Regions from separate parts of the Mus musculus genome. Here region 1 is linked to region 2. The links are chromatin contacts, found by Hi-C in ENCODE. All regions are on one chromosome and are shown on one strand. The core of a region is the stretch at or near the end of the contact, and the rest is flanking DNA. Distances in the headings are between cores, read along the strand shown. Region 1 holds the start of Ramac (RNA guanine-7 methyltransferase activating subunit). Region 2 holds the start of Aspdh (aspartate dehydrogenase domain containing).

Evidence for each region. Hi-C counts contacts between places; a loop is a spot of excess contacts on that map.
Region 1: a loop to region 2 is called in a map of regulatory T cell, with 122 times the contacts of the local background. The contact joins the promoter of Ramac here to the promoter of Aspdh in region 2. A Hi-C loop is called at or near these places in 4 of 37 maps with a recorded cell type or tissue (T-helper 1 cell, T-helper 17 cell and regulatory T cell).

The regions. Positions count from the first base shown.
Region 1 is chr7:81,760,222-81,765,674 of GRCm38, forward strand. It overlaps Ramac (RNA guanine-7 methyltransferase activating subunit), which reads left to right and starts at 2,732. Exons shown (of 3, transcript NM_025997.2): 1 at 2,732-2,835.
Region 2 is chr7:44,462,961-44,468,004 of GRCm38, forward strand. It overlaps Aspdh (aspartate dehydrogenase domain containing), which reads left to right and starts at 2,475. Exons shown (of 7, transcript NM_026690.1): 1 at 2,475-2,575; 2 at 3,130-3,274; 3 at 3,511-3,595; 4 at 3,704-3,853; 5 at 3,925-4,145; 6 at 4,219-4,373; 7 at 4,683-4,791. The coding sequence starts at 2,512. The coding sequence ends at 4,726. It overlaps Lrrc4b (leucine rich repeat containing 4B), which reads left to right. Exons shown (of 3, transcript NM_198250.1): 3 at 1-391. It overlaps Josd2 (Josephin domain containing 2), which reads left to right and starts at 5,020. Exons shown (of 5, transcript NM_001205071.1): 1 at 5,020-5,044.

The DNA of each region.
Region 1 (5,453 bases), core at 1,482-3,981, about 37 Mb after region 2:
GATGCCCCTCAACAGAGGAATGGATACAGAAAATTTGGTACATTTACACAATGGAGTACTAATCAGCTATAAAAAGAATTAATTTATGAAATTCCTAGGCAAATGGATGGACCTGGAAGACATCATCCTGAGTGAGGTAACCCAATCACAAAAGAACTCACGTGATATGTACTCACTGATAAGTGGATATTAGCCCAGAAACTTAGAATACCCAAGATACAAGATACAATTTGCAAAACACATGAAACTCAAGAAGAACAAAGACCAGAGTGTGGACACTTTGCCCCTTCTTAGAATTGGGAACAAAACACCCATGGAAGGAGTTACAGAGACAAAGTTTGGAGCTGAGACGAAAGGATGGACCATCTAGAGACTGCCATACCCGGGAATCCATCCCATAATCAGCCACCAAACGCTGACACCATTGCATACACTAGCAAGATTTTGCTGAAAGGACCCAGATATAGCTGTCTCTTGTGAGGCTATGCTGGGGCCTAGCAAACACAGAAGTGGATGCTCACAGACAGCGATTGGATGGATCACAGGGCCCCCATTGGAGGAGCTAGATAAAGTACCCAAGGAGCTAAAGGGGTCTGCAACCCTATAGGTGGAACAACAATATGAACTAACCAGTACCCCCGGAGCTCGTGTCTCTAGCTGCATATGTATCAGAAGATGGCCTAGTTGGTCATCAGGGGAAAGAGAGGCCCATTGGTCGTGCAAACTTTATATGCCTCAGTACAGGGAATGCCAGGGCCAAGAAGTGGGAGTGGGTGGGTAGGGGAGTGGGGGAGAGTATGGGGGACTTTTGGGATAGCATTGGAAATGTAAATGAAGAAAATACCTAGTAAAAATAAATAAATTAGAAAAAAGACTATTTATAAACATGTAATTCTGTTATGCAGTGGTTATCACACATAGCATTGCTACTTTATGATGAACTATTAAACCAGGGAATTTTTTTAAAGACAGTCTCATGTAGCTGAGGGTGACCTTGAACCCATCATCCCCCTCCACCGCCCTAGGGTTGGGTGTCCATCACCACTGTGCTCTTTATCACTTCGTGCTCTTAACTAGTTCAATCAAATGGAACTGAAAGTCCTCCAGTGCCAACTCTGAGGCCCGAAGAAGTGGATTCGTCTCCGTTTTCCACGCCTGTTCGTCTTCCATCGCCTATTTAGTAATGACTGTTTCTGTGACCTGCATCCCCACATCAGCACTGGCCTATTTTTGTTACATTGGTGTTTCTAAACTATGGCGTGGATAGTTTAGAACATAGTTCCACTGTTCATCCCACAAGTAGGTACCGAGTTATATACTAGTACTGAGTTATGTACGGTGTTATATACTAGTGTGATGTACAAATTAAAGGTGTGTATAAACAGGTAGAAAATGGTATTAACACATAAAGTTCTGAAGGTACTGTGGAACCCAGCAGAAGTAAAACTCATTCCCTGTAAAGTCTTAGAGAATGGATGTAATATCAATGTCAACATCTGGAGGTCGTGGTGGTGGTGAGGTGGTGGGGTGTGTGTGTGTAGGGGAGTGGCAATATTCTAAGCATAAGGGAACACTGGCAAGCTATAAAAACATAATGAGTATTCGTGAACTACTGCATTTGGTCTGCTTTACTGTGAGGGAATGAAAGAGAAATATCAGAAAATAGAATTTTGAATCCAAATTAAGATTGTTGGCCTTGGCAGCAAGGAGTTATTGAATATCTTGCATCCCAGTTGTGCTTGAATATGACTATAACTACGGCAGTTGTCTGGTGATATGCTGGTGAGGGGCAGTGACTTAGGAAGAAGGGCATCGGTGCTCTGTTCAGGGAGTGTAGAGAGAACTTGGATGAGGAGTCAGTGGGGATGGGAATGGATGAAAACCAGAGTCACAAGGACCAAATAACAGAACGAGACATCTGACCAGGGCGTGGAAAGAAAAGGTATTCTTTTTTTAGCTTTATTTTATTTATGAGTACACTATAGTTGTTTCCAGACACACCAGAAGAGGGCATCAGATCCCATTACAGATGGCTGTGAGCCACCATGTGGTTGCTGGGGATTGAACTCAGGGCTCCAAGAAGAGCAGTAAGTGTTCTTATCCTCTCCAGCCCTAAGGTATCCCATTTTGACACTAAACTTTCCAGGCTGATCGTATTCCCAAGAGGAGGGCAAGGTCCGGGGAGCAATCTGAGAAAAGTGGCTAGTCAACAGCTGGCATTGCCACACTTGCAAACAACCGAGAAGAGCGGAGACTTCGGGAGCGAGCGGAATACGGGCAGTGGAGGCGTGGGTTCGTCTCTGCAAACACACATAGACAACGGTGCGCAGGAGCCTTACTGCCCAGGCCGGCTAAGAACCGGGTGGGCATCGCCCAAGCAGAGCAGTCTCGTCTGCTCCTCCGCCCCGCCGCCCGGGCTCCGGCTTTGGGGTCTCCATTGACAAGCAGCCTTCCCTCCTAGTCCTACTCTCAGACTTCCCGTACCAGTGCACCAGGCACTGCCAGTTCGAGGGATTTTATACATGACGATATCCTCTCCCCGACGGTCACCAGGCACTGGCTGCGAATGACCGCACTGCCCACCATCGCCACTTTGCTCGACCCTGCGGAGCTTCCCTAGGGCCGCGCCAAGGTTCGAATGTGAGGGGCGTGGCGGGGGGGGAGGGGGAAGCGAGGATTTCTAGATCTCGAGAGACTTGGCACGAGACTCCGCCTTACACGCTCCGGAAGCGGAAGTCGGGTGGTTGAGGGATTCCTGAGCGTTTGTTTACCTTGGAGAGCCGGGTGGGGTGCGGCGGTGTGGACGCCCGAGGTCTCCAGTGCGTCCCATGAAGGGTGAGTACCGCACATGGCGGATGAATCTCCCACCCGGGGCGGCGGAGGTGATGGGGGCCTGGGGCCGGAAAGTGCGAGAGGCCGGAGGTCGCTGCCCCTCGGAGCCTCTTTCTCCGCAGCTCGGCTCCTGACGGCAGTTCTGGAAGGAGCCGCTTTGTCCCGGCCGTCGTCAGCCGCGCGTCGGCTGGCGGGCTGGGATGCGCAGTGGTTAGTCAGTCATCCTGCTCCGTGCTCGGGGCTCCGCTCTGGAGAGCAGCCGAGCCAGGGTCGGCCGACCGCAGGCAAAGCTCTGTGCGGTTCTCTATGTGGTGAGGAGGTTGGTGGGATCCAAGTGCCAGGAAGGCTGTCGGCCGCAGCGACAGAGAGCGCGCGGCCCCTGGTTGCCCGTGCCTGACCTAGCTTGTAGCTGGTGACGACCGAGGCGACGAGGGTCGTCGCCTCTCCGAGTTCCTCCGTGGAAGCTCGAGTTTCCTCGTAGGCTGCTAGGACTGAGATCCTTGGGTCTCTAATCCTGCCCACTCAGATCGAGACGTGTGTGTGCACAGCTCCTCTGCCCACGCACGCCTTTGCGGGGTGGGGAAGAATTGTCTGTCTGCGGGTTGTGTGTCTGTCTGTCTGCGGGTTGCGTGTGCTGGCGCCCGCAGAGGCCGGAAGAGGGCGTCTGTTCCCCTGGAGCTATATTACAGGCAGCTGAGAGCAGCGTGGGTGCTGCGATCTGATCTGTGGTCCATCGGAAGGGTAGTGAGCGCTCTCGACCACTGAGCTATCTCTCTGACACTTCCCTCATCTTTTGAGGTTTCTTCCAAGACCCCCTTCCCCCCAGCCGTATTTTCTTAATATTATTTATTCTATTATTTCTTTTATATGTTTATTATATAATTATATTTTATATATTATGTAATTGTGCTTTATGTGATTATTATACATATGTATTGTATATTTTTACATCATAATAACATTTTTCCCTTTCCTCCCTTTAGACCCTCCCTTTATCCCCTCAGCTCTTTCAAATTCATAGTCTCTTTAGTAATATGTAGATATATACAACCTGCTCAGTTCATATATTGTTACTTATGCGTGTGTTTTCGGGGCTAATCAAATATGGCATTAGAGAACCAGTTGGTGTGCTCTTCCCTTGAGAAGACTATTTCTCTTGCTCTCCGCATTCCTTGGTTGCCTGTAGTTCTTTGTTAAGGCCTCTTGACTTTTCCCTCTTCCACATTCTCTTGTCTTTTGGTAGTGTTGGCCTCAGCCCATATTTAATCAACCTAAACATTAAACAATATAGTTGTCTCAAATCCTTGGGTTAAGTAAAGCTTGCATTAAGGTTTTGTTTCAATTCCATTCTCATGAATAAGTATGAAGATACCTATGTGGTAGGGTATGGGGAAAATAGAATAAATTGTGCCTTTTCCTTGCCTTGTGAATGTCTGTCTTAATTGGGAATGGGGCATTCTTCTAGTGGCTTCTGTGGGTAGTTTGGAATTGTGGACACTTTTAATTAGTTGGGAGTTTTCCTTGTCTTATTTTGAGACAGTGTCTCTCTACATCGCTCTGGCTGTCCTGGAACATACTCTATAGACCAGCCTAGCCTCAGACTCACAGAAATCCACCTGACTCTTCCTCCCAAGTGCTGGGATGAAAGGCATGTGTCACTACCCTCAACCTAGTTGGATTTATTCTAAACTCATTTGGTTTTTGGTATTTAATACTAGTTTGCCAATACCAGGCACAAGGAGGTGTAATAAATAAGGTAGAAGTTAAGTAGTAGCCTGAAAGGTAAAATGTCCAAGTACTGTTTCTTGAACTTAATGAGCAATTGTAGTTGAATTTGGTTGGAATAAGGGCAGTACTGTTATAAATGCTTTACCTATTTTGAGGAAAGACAGGACAATGAAGAAGCTATCTTCCAGTTAAGTAGCCCATCCAAAGCGTCCTTGAAAGTGTGATTAGAAAGGAAAAATGACTTGAGGATATCGGGGAAGATGTGGTTTTAAGTTTTTAGCATGATGTTAAATACACCTCAAATCATAAAATAGGTTTTGGTCCTTTCTCTTTGCCAAAGCTGGTTTTGTACTTCTAGGCTCAGTTGATCCTTCTGCCTCAGGCCCAGGAATGGTAGGTCTACAACATGGGCCATTTTCCCTACCAGGTTTAGAAACTTGGAGGCATTCAGCAGAAACACGAAGTTTGAGTTAGGAAAGCTAGGGGATGGCAAAGCTCAACAGTAGCAGTTCTTGATCACAGACGCCTGGGAAGTGGGAACTACCTGTAGAATTCTGCAGTTTCAAGATCTGAGATGAAGAATAAAAGTGAACTCTCTGGTTTCTTGAGAATTAGACCTGCAAGTTAAGCAAAATCTTTTCCCTTAGGTAGAAGATTAGAGATTCCTATTTTTAAATCTGTATTACATTCATTGTGTGTGCGTTTGTTTGTCATGGTACACATGTGAAGGTCAGAGGACAACTTGTGGGAGGGAGTCTGTTCTCTGTTTCTGCCAGATGGGACCTGAAGTTTGAACTAAGGTTCTTAGCCTTGGCCACAAGCACCTCTATCTACCAGCCCAGATTATACTTTTTATATCCATTAGACAGTATCTATCTTATTATTGTTAGATG
Region 2 (5,044 bases), core at 1,225-3,724:
GCCTTGCCGCGTCCTCTGCCCTCCTGCCCTGCCCGCCACCTTCCAGGGGTTGAGGAGCTTCTTCGAGGGGTACCCTTTTCTCCTCACCCCAACAACCCTCCTTTTATGGCTCTTTTTTTTTCTTTTCTTTTCTTTTTTTTTTTTCTTTTGCAGTTTGACGCCTGTCCTTCCCTCCTACTCCTTCACCCTCAAAACACAAGAGACAGGCAACTTCACCAGAGCCCAGGGGGCAACTCCGACAATGCCCCCAACAGCGAGCTCCACTCGCGGCCCTGGCAGGCCCACCCCACCCCACAGACTCTTTTGATACTGAAGGGAGGTTTGCGTCAATCACTACCTGCTCTGTAATTACTTTAAAAAAAAAAAAAAACACGGAAAAAGTAAAAAAAAATTTTTTTGGGGGGGGGGGCATGAAAGTATTGAAGAGAAACAGGGCACAAAGCTCCTGAGGGTGGGACGAGGAGAGGATAGGCAGCCAGCGATGCTGTCCTCCCAGGAGGGGAGAGTGGATACTCCAAAGTTACAGCTCTGGGACTCTCTATCCCCGAGATTCCAGAGAGGAACAGGCTCACCCAGCACATAGCAGCACGGCTCCATCTCCCCATGTGCTGGGGGTTCAGTAGCTGCCCTTCTGTGTCTCTGTCTCCATCCCCATGTCTAGCTGTTGTTCCTTTCTGACTCTGGTGCCTCCCCCATCACACACACAGCACACAACCCAAGCCAGAAGGGACCTAGGACCGCAAAGCTCCAAGGGTAGCATGGAACAAGAGAACTAACTGTGGGATACTGGGGGGGTCTGTGGGCCACAGTGTGGGCAGGAGAGCTACACCCCAGCCTCCCCGGCTTGCTCCATGTGTGCCTCCCCAGAAACGGGAAGCCATCATGCCGCTTAACGGGACCGTCCGTCTATAGGCACGGCTGCCTAGGAAGCAGCACTGACAGTCTGGGGGACACTAGTGAGCAAGTGGTTGTGTCCCCACAAGAGAGTCCCCTCCACACACATCCCTGGCTACTTGGGAGACAGAGTCTGCACAATGGAGGTGCACAGAATAAACAGGTCTGGACCACATGAGGGACACGGTAAGTAGACCAGGGACATGGAGGGCAGAGTCACCTGCAGCGTCTGCAATTACCAAGGAGAAAAATGTGCAGCCAGGCCAGGACTAGTGCTAAAGTGGGGACATTAGTGACATCTCTGCATGACCCATGTGTCCAAGGTTTAACCTCCAGACAGCTAAAGTTACCTGGGAAGTTTGAGAAGGCCTAGGGAGATAGAGAGGTAGCCAATCAGGCACACAGCACATGGACCCCTGGGCTAGCCTAATGCAGGCTTGGCCTGTCATCCACACATAGCACAACTAGACCCTCTGTGGACAGGGAAGGCCCCAGGGTGCACACCTCTATCAGAGATAGGGAGCAGGCACCTCCCCTCCAACTCTTTGAACCCTGTGTTCCTGCCCTCTTGTCCCTGTCCCCACTTCTTCCTGATTTTTCTAACTGACCCCACCCCTCCATCTTCTCCCTCCCTCCCCAGTGCTAAGTGGATTCTTTATCTGTGACAACTGTCAGGTTCTGGCCCTATCTCCTTCCCCACCCAGCTCCTCTCTGCTGATGGAGCCTGGGACAGAGCTGTTGCGCATGCACTTTAGGTTCTCCATCTTTTCTGCTTTCTCCGCAACCATCTCGGCTAGGATCCTGGTTACCATGGCAACAATGCGGCTGTACCAGGTGGCAATGGGGGCAGGGAGCTGGCCTGCTGCAGCCTGACATGTCCCATGCCAGGCCTGCCAGCCAGTGGCTGGGCTCATCCTGGGACACTCAGAGACTCCCCAAGCCATGCAGGTCCCTTCTTCATGGACAGGAAAGGAGACAGGAGGGGGTCAGGGGACCAAGAATACAAAGAGGCTGGAGATTGTGGCCTCAAGGTGGAATGAATGGTGGACAGTTAAGGTGAGCTCAAGGACAATCAGACACTGGAGTGAAGAAGGGGACTCCAGCCAGGACTGAGGAGCACGGAGGACTGGGAAAGACAGGACACAGGTGGGGCCTGCAGGACCACATACATTCCAGCCAGACCTTTCCACTTAGACTTTAGAGGGGGGAAAAAAAGGAGATCAAGAGGTTTGTAAGGGGCTTGGTGGGAGACCTAAATTCCTGTCCCCAGTTCTTCCCCCATCCCAAGGAAAATGCAGTCTCCATGACAACCTGCTGGCCAGACTGAGGAGGGGGGCTGTAAAGGGAATTTTCTACCTCAGCAGGAATGGGAGAATGTGGGCTGCTCAGGAGGCCGTGGGGTAGTGGGCACATAGGGCCATGCAAGGCCTAGCTTCCAAGCCACCATGCCAGCCAGCAGGAGGGCAGAGGGCTGGAAAAGGACACCCTCCCCATCCTGTTCCCTCCCTCAGTGGAGAGAGTCAGGGGTCAAAGTCCAAAGTTCATTCACTGTCAGGCCTGGTACAGGGGCCAGCAAGCACAGCAGATCCCCCACAGCAGGGTACCTTGTTAAAGACCATGGCCACCAGTACGCTCCCTCAAGTTCCTTACAAGGTGGGGGTGGTGGGCTATGGCCGCCTGGGTGAGTAAGACCTGGCCTGGGGTCTCTTTCTATGCCCTGTTCCTAATGTTCCAGAAACATTTGCTTCCATCTATCTTTCACCCCAGCCTGCCAGCCCAGCCTGCCTTCTGCCCACTCACTGGGCCTCCCTCTGTCTCTCTGTGTCTCTCCCTCTGAGAGAGTGTTTATCTCTGGGTATCTGCCTCTCTCTAGGTCTCTGTCCTTTCTCTGGGTCTCCAAGGTCTGTCTGTCTCTGTCTCTCCCCCCCCCCACCTTCCCCTCTTCTCTCTCCCATCTTCTGTCTGTCTTTCTTCTTGCTCTCATCTCTGTGTGTGTGTCTGGGTCTTTGTGTCTCTGTCTCTGTGTGTATGTGTCTCTGTGTATGTGGGGCATCTCTGTCTCTCCTTTCTAGGTTTCTATGTATTCTGTCTGTGTGTCTGTCTGCCTCTCCTCTCTGGGCTTCTGACTGTATTCTGTCTCTAGGTCCCTGACCCCCCCCCACCCCCAATCTCCCTGACTTAGGAGGGGAGGGTCTCTCTCCTTTCCTTGGATCCCTAGCCCTCCTGTCTCTGCAGGACAGTCCCTTGTGTCCCGCCTTCTGGCTCAGGGATCAGAACTGGGCCTAGAACTTGTTTTTGTGTGGAACCGTGACCCTGGACGGATGGCAGGGAGTGTGCCCCCTGCCCTGCAGCTCCAAGACCTCACTGCCCTTGAGGAAAGGTCAGCGCCCCACAGAAGGAGCCTCCCCAAAGCTGCTTCCTGCCTCCCTGTGTCAGACAACCCTTTGACCCTTTCTGAGTCTCAGTGCATATAAAGAGAAACTAGAATGCACCCACTATCCCACTCCCCTCCCTCAGCCAGGGTAAGCAGTGCTATCCCTCCAAACCCTGAGGACCTGGGAGACAGGAGACCTGACTCTTCTCCAAGGCCCTCCCCCTCCATGTCTCTCTTCCTAGGCACCCTGACCTTGTGGTAGAAGTGGCCCACCCCAAAATAATCCATGAATCTGGGGCACAAATCCTTCGCCATGCAAACCTCCTGGTGAGCCTCCTTGCCCCTCAGTGAGTCCCTCTCTGTGTTGGCTGCATCCCACCCTCCAGCAGTAATCTGGGTCTTGGCCTTGCCTCTCTCTACCATCCGTGTCCCAAGGTGGGATCCCCCTCAGCTCTGGCTGACCAGACCACAGAGCAGCAGCTCCTGGAGGCTTCAAAGCGCTGGGGCCACACTGTGTTTGTGGCCCGAGGGGCCCTATGGGGCAGTGAAGACATCAGCAGACTGGATGCAGCCGGAGGCCTCCAGGTGAGGACTGTCTGGGCTGCCAGACGGAACATGTAAGAGTCTCAATCTCCTGACCCTGCCATTGCTTCCAGAGCCTTCGAGTCACCATGGCCACACATCCTGATGGCTTCCGGCTGGAGGGACCCCTGGCTGCAGCCCACAGTAGTGGGCCCCGCACAGTGCTCTATGAGGGCCCTGTGCGTGGGCTCTGTCCCTTGGCCCCCCGAAACTCTAACACCATGGCAGCTGCTGCCCTGGCTGCCCCCAGTCTAGGCTTCGACCGTGTCATTGGGGTGCTTGTGGCTGACCTTAGGTAAGCACAGGGCGTAGGTGGCACAGCTGTGTACACTCCGGGTGGACTGACTGCACTTCTCTGCCGGCTGCAGCCTCACCGACATGCACGTGGTGGATGTGGAGCTGCTAGGACCCCCAGGGCCTTCAGGTCGCAGCTTTGCCGTGCACACCCACAGAGAGAACCCAGCCCAGCCTGGCGCTGTCACCGGCTCTGCTACTGTTACAGCCTTCTGGCACAGCCTACTGGGTGCGGCAGGCCCCTCCAAGGGTCCCTTGGCGTTTGTGCTCGGCAGAGCTCACATGTTGGGTGTCCCAACCCCAGTTTTCTGTCTTTTCTCATTCTTAGTTCTCACTCCCAGGCTCTATGAGCCTCTCTTTCCCCGCCCCGCTTTCTCTCAGCATCTGGGTCCCCCTCTAGGTCTCTACATCCACATGCCACATCTCTTTCTGAGTATCCTCCTTGACTTGTACCACATTACCTTTTCCAAAACCCACGTCCACCATGGCCACCTGCATGTGTCTGTGTTGTCATCCTAGTTTTTCATTCTCCCCACAGGCTGCTGTCAGCTCACCTCCAGACCTGGGATCCACCTCTGCTGAGTCTCCTCCCCTACTACCCTTACTGTCATATTGACAACTATGGGTCCCAGTAAACATCAGAGTTCAGCCCACTGTTCTCTTTGGCCTCTTTGGTTCCTTGTCCCCACCTCTATGTCGTCACGCTTCAGCTACACACTGAGTATGACGCCATAGCAGCAGCGTGCGAGCTCATACACAAACCAGCCCCCTGAAAGCTATCGCGAGATCACTCGTTACCACAACTCCCAGAAACCTCTAGGCAGCAGTGAGCCCTGGGAGAGAACGAGAACTGGCTGCTTTGTCCGATGGGAGTTGTAGTCCCACGCGGCAGAGCAGCCC